Linked DNA regions of Homo sapiens: regions 1 and 3 are each linked to region 2. A link is a contact called in ENCODE Hi-C or POLR2A ChIA-PET data. All regions are on one chromosome and are shown on one strand. Each heading gives the region's core, a stretch centred on a gene start or an enhancer-like site at or near the end of the contact. The rest is flanking DNA. Distances are from core to core; before and after follow the strand shown. Region 1 overlaps LOC124901092 (a long non-coding RNA gene). Region 2 has its middle 94 kb from the start of SPRY4-IT1. Region 3 overlaps ARHGAP26 (Rho GTPase activating protein 26).

Region 1 (3,603 bases), core at 1,050-3,549, 520 kb before region 2:
GATGGAGAGAAGTGAGAGGGGGAGCAAAGAACTGGTCCTAGGACATCGAAAGTCATTCCTTTGAAGATGGGGGTAGAGGGTCAGTGGGAGGGACTAAAACAGGAGACATGGAGTTCCAGTGCCATCCATCCATTTATTTCCTCATTCAAAACCTTTCTTGAGCACCTAGTATACGTTGAACACTGAAGATAGAGCGGTAAACAAGAAGGAGCTTCCCTGCCCTTGTGAAATTGAGTTTAGGAGATAGATACAAACATGTGAATTTCACAGGGGAAGTACAGGAGGCTTTAGAAGGAAAAACAAGAGGCTCTACCTAGCCCTAGCAGCAGGGAAAGCCTTTCCTAAGAAGTGAGGTTTGAGATGAGGCCACTGGACGTCAGCTGGGGTGGTGTCAATTCTACAAATATTTATAGATCATTTACTATCGACCAACCAATCGACAGAGTCCCTGTCCTCAAAGAGGTAGCTATTAGAAGGGAAAAGAGTCCCAGGAAAAAGGAATTACACATACAAGGGCAGAGGCAAGAGAGGCCAAGTATGTCGCAGGAGCATAGAGAGCTCAGAGTGCAAGAGGCAAGAGATGAAAGATGGGCAGGAGATGAAAGACAAGGCAGGAGCAAAAGACAGCCCCAGGCCATGCTAGGGTGTTTGGAGCTTGTCCAGGGCCATGTGTGATGGTCGGATTTGCATGCTTGAAAGGCCACTCTCAAATATTCATTGGCACCATGGCAAATGAAAAGTCGCATGTGGCAGCCTCTGTCCCACATTCCCCACTATCAGGCTGATCCGAAGGCAGGAGAGGGTGTATCTAGGCTGCACGTCTGAAAGGCTGAGACTGAGTGTGTCTGTCACTGATTGAATGTGGGAGCGACAGAATATGTGTGCCTGCCTCATGCCTGTTCATGCCATTATTGGTGTTGTTGACCTTATTGCGGATCAATAACAATAGCCCCTCACATGGGCCTGGTGCCTGTGTCCATTTGAGTTTCATGAGAGATATCTCCAGGAAGCAGAACCAGGATTCCTACTCCCATTTTACAGATAATGATGCTGCTAATAATAGTTGACATATTGAGTGTTTAGTGTATGAAGGCTCTGTGTGCATACTACCTCATGGAACACACACTGCAATCACTCCCATTTTACAGATGAGTCATTTGAGGGCACTTACAAGCTTGCAAGGGCACTTACATGCTAGTAAGTGGCAAAACTGGGACTAGAAGCCATTTCTCCCTACCTTCTGCCCTTGTCCCAGGTAATCTTAGCCTCTCCTCCCTCCTTTCATCTTTCTCCTTCGAGTTGCAAAGCTGCCCCAATAAACAATAGCCTGGTATTGCTGAAACAGCCCCATCTCCTGAGCTCAAATTGTAAACTTTGCCTCTTCATACCCATACCCCTCCACCCTGGCTCAGCCCAGCCTTGAGGGCAGTGCCCCTGAAATCCTGGGCATCTGACACCTGAGTGCTGCAGGCCCCAGCCCACAGCAAGCACTGGCACTCCCCTAAATCTTTCCAGAGCCAAGACCCCTCCCGCCGCCATCTCAGAGCCTCACTTGGTCAGAGCGGCCAGGGGAGGCGGGATCGATGTGCAGAGAACTCAGTAATAATCCCAGCACAGGCAGCCAGGCTGCTGTATAAAGACAGATTAAAAACTCATCGGGTTGAGATGAGGAAATAATTCAGATGCTTGGCCATAGTGGGAACGTCTAGGGCTGCAGGTGCTAGTCGGAGTACATGTGAGGGGGTGGCCGGGACCCAGATGACAGCGGCTTTTGGCCTTGGGAATCTGCACTCCCCCACTTCGTTCCACCCCCAGAGCTACCTTCCTTTGCTGCCTGCCTTGAAGCCAAGGCTGACAAATCTCAGTCCCCCAGGGAGCAGCGAGGGGGAGGCAGGCTGGGGGAAACCGAGAGAGCACAGTTGCTGCCTAGCTCCACACCCTGGTTTATTTCCTCCGCAGCACTGAAATTATTTTGCTCATTTATTTGTTTACTTGTATGCTGTTTCCTCACCTAGACTATAAGCCCCGCGAGGCCAGGGACCTGTTCATCTGTGTACTGCAGTACCTCCAGCCCCCAGCCTACAAGAGGGACTTCTTAAGAACTGTTGAGTAAATGAATGCATGGATTGGAATCCTGGCTCTTGCTGTATGACCTCGCTGAGGTTCCGTTCTCTTAGCTGTAAAATGGGCACGGTAGTGGCTTCCAAAGGAGATCTCAGCCCAGCGCCAGGCTTCTAGGAAGCGCTCAATTGAGGATTTTGTTACATTGATGTCAAAAGAAAATGGAAACCGTGTCTGCCGCTTGAGATGCCATCAGGGGGCGCCCTTGTGCAAGGCGCTCGGCGTGCTGCGCCTTCCGCAGGCTCCCGGGTGAGCGCATCCAAGGCCGCCCCCACTCCCCGCCCCCACCTTTGGGGGGCTTATCTCCTCCCCTCTCCGTCCCGTTCACACGCCCACCCTCACTCCGCCCGCGTCCCCGCTCCGGGGACCGTCTCCGCAGCCCCGTGCCCACCCTTCCCCACCGCCAGGCCCAGACTCCTTCCGCCCACGCGGCCCCATATGCTGGAAAGAGCCTCCCACTCCCCATCTGTCAAGCCACTTCCTTGCCCCCATTCCCGGCTTCGCCGCTGTCCCCTCCTCCAGGAAGCTGGTCCTGATTGAGGGGCAGAGGACTGCCAGCTTCGCCGGTCAACCGCCCGGTATCCCCGTTCCCCCAACCACAGGGCTTTAGGGAAATGCCCGCTGCCCTGGGCAGATGACCCCCAGTGCTGAGCTCTGAGCCTCGAGTCAGGGTTTGCGAACAGATGCGAGAACTCTCTGTGCGCTTCAGACCCGTGGGGAAACCCTGCCGAGGAAAGGAGTGGGAGGGCCTGCGTGGAAGGACCCCTCGTGTCACGGCCGGCTGGCTGGGGGTGGGGAGCGGGCTTCGGGGCATTGCCGGCTGTTCGCCTGGAGGACGCAGGGCTTGGGGAGCGCGGTACAGACAAACACAGGCTGCTTTTCTCGCCCGAAAGACCGGTTTCATTTCGCAGATTGATTATTGCTGCGTGAGTGTGTGTGTGTGTGTGTGTGTGTGTGTGTGTGTGTGTGTGTGTGTTTGGGCGTTGTTAGTTTTTTAAAAATGTAACTTGCTTGTCTAATGAATGTTTGATTGCACCTACATCCGGAGGGTGTTTTAATGAAAGGTGAAGGCTCCTGGAGGGAAATAAATAAATAAAGGATCGCTCCCCATCCGTAGGCACCCGCTCCCCCGGCAATTCTCTATCCACAGCTATCTTCTGAAGCCCATGCCCTCGCGGAAGAATTCTGTTCCTGTTTGAATGTTCCCATGTAAATGCTGCTGCTCTCCCATGGAAATCACACCCTTCAATCGGTCAATCTCAGGGCTTTTATTAAGGGTGTGAAGGGGAGATGAATGGGGAGAGGGAGCTCTGGGGGAGCGGGGAGAGGAGCGAGGAGGCCTCTTTTCCCGCCGCAGGCTGGACTGGGTTTTGCTCGCTTGGTGAGTGCACACCCACTCTGCGCCAGGCTTTGTGCTGAGATCGGTGGACACGGAGAAAGCAGGCACAGGGTAATGCCAGTGCTATCAGTTCAATTCAGCAA
Region 2 (3,207 bases), core at 196-2,695:
ACGAAAGGGACTTGGACTCTGGTTCCTGATTTCCAGTATTTAGTCTGACTTGAGATTTGCCCTGTAATTAATTGCATACATTCCACTGATTTCCTTAAACAAGCAGTTGGTTTGCCGTTGGGTCGGCAAGGGATGCGTTGATTTTGAAATTGCCCCTGGGATAGGAAGTGTTCCGCCTCCCTTCTCTCGCAACCCCAGCCACAGCAGCCTTCTGGCTGATGGAGCTGGTGGGGAGTGGGCCTCACAGCAGATGTGAGAGGTGGAAGTGAGCAGCAGGTGTGACCGCTGTGGTCCAGAATCCTCTTGGTGCCCCCGCCCAGTGGAGAATTCTAGTGCATTAGAACCAAAGCCCGTGAATCAGGCTGGAGGAATTCCGGGCCATGGGCACAGGCTTCCTCGCACCAATCATCAGCTCTATTTTCACTTCTCTGAGAGGCATGGGAGGAAGTGAGGGGAGGTGGGCAAAGAGCAACACTGCATCTGAATAAGCACCCTAAGAGCCCCGATCCTCTCCACGGCCCAGTCGCTGCCACCCACCCCACACCCCACCCCCAGCTCTCCGTCGTGTGCATAGGCCTGGAGGATGTTCAGGAAGGTGTGAAGGGGTACCCCAAGGAGGTGGGAGTAAAGAGTTTTAAGGCCTGTGGCCCAGCCCCAGGGAGGAGCACTCCAGCGCCTGCTCCTGGTCTTGGGGAGCAAGAGCAGGGGATGAGGAGGAGTATTTGATGCTGGACACAGCTGTTAGGTTAGGTTGCCAGGTCACTGAGAAAACAGACAGTGTCCGCCCCATCCTTCATCCTTGACGCTGAAAAGAAAAAAAAGGGCCTCAGGATTTAGTTGAAGGTGAAGACGTTGGGTGCTTTACCTTGAAGTGTGGAGAGCATCTCTTTATGGATTAATCCTGTGACCCTGCAGAAAGTGGTCTTCAAGGCCCAGCTCAGTGGCTGCCTCCCACATGAAGTCCTGTCTGATGCACTCCCCAGGAGTCTCCCTCTCACAATTCCCTTGGACTGTGTGCCTCTGGGGCAGTGCCACACCTGTCCTGCCCCGCAGTGGGCTCTATATTTGAGTTTCCTCATCCACCGACAAAGCACCTGGCGTGAGTGAGATTCTGCTAGGCTGGGGATTCTCAGGTGAGCTGAAGTCCGGAGTTCAAGACCAGCCTGGTGAAACCCTGTTTCTATTAAAAATACAAAAATCAGTGGGGCGTGGTGGCACGTGCCTGTAACCCCAGCTACTCGAGAGGCTGAGGCAGAATTGCTTGAACCCAGGAGGCGGAGGTTGCAGTGAGCCAAGATCACGCCACTGCACTCCAGCCTGGGTGACAGAGTGAGACTCCATCTCAAAAAAAGAAAAAAAAAGACTCAGTTGAGATACAACCCCTACCTTCAAAGAGCTACCAGAGCCGCAGAAGAGTTAGGTAAGTAACAGGAAGTTAATTAAAGAAGTAGCATTGGCTGGGTGCCAATGGTGACTCATGCCTGTAATCTCAGCACTTTGGGAGGCCGAGATGGGCGGATCCCTTGAGACCAGGAGTTTGAGACTAGCCTGGGCAACATGGGGAAACCCCATCTCTACCAAAACTACAAAGACTAGCTGGGTGTGGTGGTGTGCACCTGTAATCCTAGCTACTTAAGAGTCTGAGGTAGGAGGATTGCTTGAGTCTGGCAGGTTGAGGCTGCAGTGATCGCACACTTACCATGAGCCAGGCACTGTACTGAATGTTTTATATGCATTGACTTATCAAACCCCACTATATCCATACAAGGGAGAGACTCAGTATATTGAGTTTGCCGATGATGAAATTGAGGCTAAGCCACTTTGGAAAACAGGGAGGCAATTTCTTAAAGAGTTAGACAACCCATACTTTTTCTTCCCCATACAGCTCAGCAATTTCACTGCTATGTATAGACCCAAGAGAATTGAAAACATATATCCACACAAAAACATCTATACAAATATTACATAACAGTAATATTTATAATAGCCCCAAACTGGAAACAATTCAAATGTCTATCAACTGATGAGTGGATAAATAAAATGTGGTTAATTTATACAATGAAATATTATTTGACAATAAAAAGGGAAGAAGTACCAGTATATGCTACAGTGTGGATAAACCTCAAAAACATTATGCTATGTGAAAGAAGCCAGACATAAAAGGCCACATATTGTATGATTCCATTTATAGGAAGTGCCCGGAAATGCCAAATCTATGGAGACAGAAAGTAGATTGATTAGTGGCTGCCAGGGAGTGAGGATGGGATGAGGACGAACTGAATGGGCACCAGGGATTTTACTGGGGTATTAGAAATGTTCTAAACTGAATTGTGGTGATGTTTGCACAACTCAGTAATATCTACTAAAAATTATGACATCGTGGCCGGGCGCAGTGGCTCACGCCTGTAATCCCAGCACTTTGGGAGACAGAGGCGGACGGATCACCTGAAGTCAGGAGTTCAAGACCAGCCTGTCCAACATGGCGAAACCCTGTCTCTACTAAAAATGCAAAAATTAGCTGGATGTGGTGGCAGGTGCCTGTAATTCCAGCTACTTGGGAGGCTGAGGCAGGAGAATCTCTTGAACCCGGGAGGCAGAGGTTGCAGTGAGCTGAGATCATGCCATTACACTCCAGCCTGGGTGACAGAGTGAGACTCTGTGTCAAAAAAACAAAACAAAAAAAATGAGGCTAAGTAAGATGGAGCAACTTGTCTGAAGTGATTAGCTGTTAAGTGATGAAGCCAGAATTCAAACCCAGGCAGGAGTGCAGTGGCACAATCATGGCTCACCCTAACCTCGAACTCCCGGGCTCAAGCAATCCTCCCGCCTCAGCCTCCTGAGTGGTTGAGACTGTAGGTGTGCATCACCATGCCCAGTTACATTTGTTTTTACTTTTTGTAGAGATAGGGTCTTACTATGTTGTCCAGGCTGGTCTCCAACTCCTTGGCTCCAGTGATCCTCCCACCTCGGCCTCCCAGAGTACCGAGATTACAGTCAGAGCCATGGAGCCTGGCTCAGAGACCGCATTCTTAACCACTGTGCAACATTGCTTCCCTGAGGTAGCTTATCTCAGCCCAGCAGGGGCATGCTCACATAGGCTTGGGATGAGGCTGGCTTTCTTGGGATATCTCTGGGAAAAGTAACGCTTGAGTTGTGTCTGCAAGTCTTGCGTGCAAGTTCTCCTCCACCAAGAAGGCTTCTGGGTTC
Region 3 (3,405 bases), core at 774-3,273, 620 kb after region 2:
GGGACATGGGCTCATTGAAGCAACTAATGTAGGGTTCATCCACATAAAGATGATACCTTTGATTGCTAAGGCATGCTGTTTCACTAGATTGTCATGATTACAATGATGCCTACCATTCATTGAGTGCTTACTCCGTGCCAGACATGCCAGGCAAACCCACGTGCTTTGCACATTTTGCCTCCTTTTAATCTCAGTGACATACCTATGGAGTAGTGACGTATAATCCCTGTTTTTCTGCAAGGAAGCTGAGGGTTTTATGGTACCACTACACTTCCTTATGGCGTGTTTTTTTTTGATGATTAAAACATTTCTCAGTATGAGTTGTATGAAGACATGGGGCACGGTGGATATAGTAGAAAAAGCATTGAATTATAAGTCAGGTTCTAACCAATCTCTCATAACCTCTACCTTCTTTCCTTCCACTTTTCCTTTTAGTTTATAAAATCTGGGGCTTGATCTGCAGAAGGTGACACTGTGATATGGTGATGAAGAGCCTGAGCTTTGGCTTCATGCATTCTTAGGGCTGAGTCCTGGCTCTGCCATTTGTTAGTTATGGGGTCTTGGGAAGTGGTGTGCTCCTGAGCCTTGGTTTCCTCATCTAGAGATGATAACTGTCTCCTTCCATTGTTGTGGGGACTAAGTGAGTTAATATATAATAAGATACTTGACAAGTATCATTACATGTGAGCTAAAAGTGAGTTTTTTTTTTTTTTTTTTGAGACAGAGTCTTGCTCTATTCCCCAGGCTAGAGTGTAGTGGCACGATCTCGGCTCACTGCAACCTCCACTTCTGGGTTTGAGCGATTCTCATGCCTCAGCCTCCTGAGTAGCTGGGATTATAGGTACCCACCACCACACCTGGCTGATTTTTGTATTTTTAGTAGAGATGGGGTTTCGCCATATCGACCAGGCTGGTCTCAAACTCCTGACCTCAGGTGATCCGCCTGCCTCGGCCTCCCAGAGTGCTGGGATTACAGGTGTGAGCCACAGTGCCCAGTGCTTTATATTAGTCTTTCTCAGACATTCTTGTTTTCCATGAATGAGTTAGCAGTTTTAAAGCTTTTTTTTTTTTCTTTTTGAGGGTAGTGTCAAAGACTTTGAAATATGATGAAAGTTCAGGACAATTTCCCAAGAAAAAGCCTCTTTACCCAAAATTCATTTTCAATTTCAGAGGGTTCAGGGCCAGGACCTTCTAGAGCTCTTTGAGAACTCCAGAATAAGAACTCTTTTAGGCTGGGCGTAGTGGCTCACGTCTGTAATCCCAGCAGTTTGGGAGGCCAAGGCGGTGGATCACCTGAGGTCAGCAGTTTGAGACCAGCCTGGTCAACATGATGACATCCTGTCAATATAAAAATTAGCCGGGCCTGGTGGTGGGCTCCTATAATCCCAGCTACTTGGGAGGCGGAGGCAAGAGAATCGCTTGAATCTGGGAGGTGGAGGTTGCAGTGAGCCGAGATCACACCACTGCACTACAGCTGGGACAACAGAGTGAGACTGCGTCTCAAAAAAAAAAAAAAAAAGAACTCTTTTAATTGATTGTAGGATGGTAGCCCCCGTTTTGCAGGCTATTCCTCCCCTGCTCTCTGATGCCTGCTGAACTTAACTGAGACCAGCACGTGTGGAGGAGCCCTCTGTGAGGACTGGAGGGATGCACTTCCTTTTCGTCTTCTCCTCCGTTCGCTAGTGAGCAGACTCCTGATTTCTTGGCCTGTGTTGCTGCCCAGAACAAGCACCAGGAATATCCTGAGGAGCTGCAGCTCTTGAGGGAGGCTGCTACGAGAGCAGGGAAAATCAGTCTTTCTCTTCCTCAGTTGGGTTATTTCAGGGATGAGAGGAGAGGGAGCAGCAAAGACTCTGGGATTTTAGGAAGAACCAAGCTACTGTGTGTTGATCGTCTGTTCTGTACCAGGAACTGTGTCTAGGTGGTTTGCATTCATTATTTCTCATCCTTAGAAGAATGCTTCCGGGTGGGTATTTGTTATCACCCTGCTTCACAGATGAGGAAGCTGAGTCTCAGAGCAGTTAAGAATAGCAAATGTCCAAGGTGGGAGTCAGGTCAGCTCTCTGAAATCATGGAGGTCTTCTGTGCCATGCAGTTCCCCTAGATGGAGTCAGGCCTCTGGGGTAAAGGGTGACTTCACGCCCTTTGCTGATAAAGGAAATGCTTTTCCTTCTGGTGGCCAGACATCCGCAGTTACTGTCTTTGTTATGTGCTCTAGGTGGCCTTCTCAGTGCTGAACTGCAGACCCGTGTATTTTTAGAAAAGGAAGAGGCTTCTGTGTGTACTGTTTATGTACAGACACATATCAGCTTCTCAGTACTAAAATCAGCTAAAGCAGCTGAGTGTCAGCTCTGGCTGGTGTCCAGATAACTGGCGGCCCTGTCTTCTGGCTGGCAGGTCCTCACCATGATGGCTTCAGGGACATGACTGACCCCTCACATCTCTCTTCTTGATAGACTAAGCTCTGAGTCCCCACAGAGACCTGCCTCTACTTCCTCCCCAAGCTCAGCTCTTGGCTTGTCAGCAGTTGGTCAGGCTGCATCCTTTTCTTTTTTTCCATTTCCCTGCCTGCATTTTCTCCTTGTTTCCTCACCCACACTTCACTCACATGCCTTTTTTTCCCCTGTGAGACCAATCACGTTTTGATTTTTTTGTTGTTATGGTCAAAGAGGTTTATTTTGTGCACCGCAGTGAAACTGGCTACCTAAGGTATCCATGTGTGAAAGCCACGCATTAGTTTCAAGGGAGGGCAGTGTACTGCAGCGTTTGGGTCTCTGTATCACCATTGTCTGCTCACATTTATAGCTGACTCATGTTGAGTTATATGCCAGACGCTGGCTTTGTGTATTACCTGTTGGGCCACAGTTACCTGTGTGAGGGTGGTTCTGGTATTATCTCACGGGCCTGAGACCTTTCCAAGGTCACATGGCTGGAGTTGTATCCAAGCTCAGAGGGGTGCCGAGGTATATGTGTCGGGTGAGGAGGAGTCACCAGTGCATAGGTGGGAGGGTGGGGCATGCCACCTTTCGTGCCTGTCTCTTGCTCCCAGGGGAATGTCTTTTGGTGTGGCCCAGGTGAGCCAGAATTTCAGGTCTTTTTGAGGATTAGTCTGTTTGACCTTCTTCTCCTCTCTGGCAAAGAGGATTTGGATGGGATTTCCCTTCAGTGGGGATTTTATCTTAGTAAGGGCTGCAGAACTGGGCCTGCTGCTTCTAGGATGTGCTATGTCATTCCTGCTCACTCCTCTGCTGTGACCACCCCTGCCACTTCCCCTTTATACCCCAGAATGAAGACTGCATCTCATAGACATTTGGGAGCAAAAGAGACTTACATTTTGTGCTGTCCTGTGAGAATCTATATATAGGATGTTGAGTAACCACTTGTAAGACACTTTGGTATCTTATT

What was found. A loop is a pair of places that touch in the nucleus more often than their neighbours do. ChIA-PET counts read pairs that join two places held with the same protein, here RNA polymerase II (POLR2A). Pooled maps may share reads with other maps.
Region 1: a loop to region 2 is called in a map of CD8-positive, alpha-beta T cell, with 2.5 times the contacts of the local background. The contact joins two enhancer-like sites. A Hi-C loop is called at or near these places in 1 of 168 maps with a recorded cell type or tissue (CD8-positive, alpha-beta T cell) and 2 of 50 pooled maps. POLR2A ChIA-PET finds 5 or more read pairs at or near these places in 1 of 52 experiments (naive thymus-derived CD8-positive, alpha-beta T cell).
Region 3: a loop to region 2 is called in a pooled map, with 2.4 times the contacts of the local background. The contact joins two enhancer-like sites. A Hi-C loop is called at or near these places in 1 of 50 pooled maps. POLR2A ChIA-PET finds 5 or more read pairs at or near these places in 2 of 52 experiments (activated T-cell and activated naive CD4-positive, alpha-beta T cell).

The regions. Positions count from the first base shown.
Region 1 is chr5:141,699,997-141,703,599 of GRCh38, forward strand. LOC124901092 (a long non-coding RNA gene) reads right to left here. Exons shown (of 2, transcript XR_007058973.1): 2 at 3,370-3,603. Among named protein-coding and RNA genes, the nearest start is that of ARAP3, 20 kb to the left of the region's middle. RefSeq lists enhancers at 1,155-1,655, 2,244-2,393. Within about 2 kb of position 2,300, at least 7 of the 41 ENCODE cell types and tissues checked have a DNase peak (open chromatin) inside an H3K27ac peak, as active enhancers do.
Region 2 is chr5:142,222,351-142,225,557 of GRCh38, forward strand. No RefSeq gene overlaps it. Among named protein-coding and RNA genes, the nearest start is that of SPRY4-IT1, 94 kb to the right of the region's middle. RefSeq lists an enhancer at 1,081-1,130. Within about 2 kb of position 1,446, at least 3 of the 41 ENCODE cell types and tissues checked have a DNase peak (open chromatin) inside an H3K27ac peak, as active enhancers do.
Region 3 is chr5:142,843,353-142,846,757 of GRCh38, forward strand. The region is part of intron 1 of ARHGAP26 (Rho GTPase activating protein 26); the gene reads left to right. Among named protein-coding and RNA genes, the nearest start is that of ARHGAP26-AS1, 24 kb to the right of the region's middle. Within about 2 kb of position 2,024, at least 18 of the 41 ENCODE cell types and tissues checked have a DNase peak (open chromatin) inside an H3K27ac peak, as active enhancers do.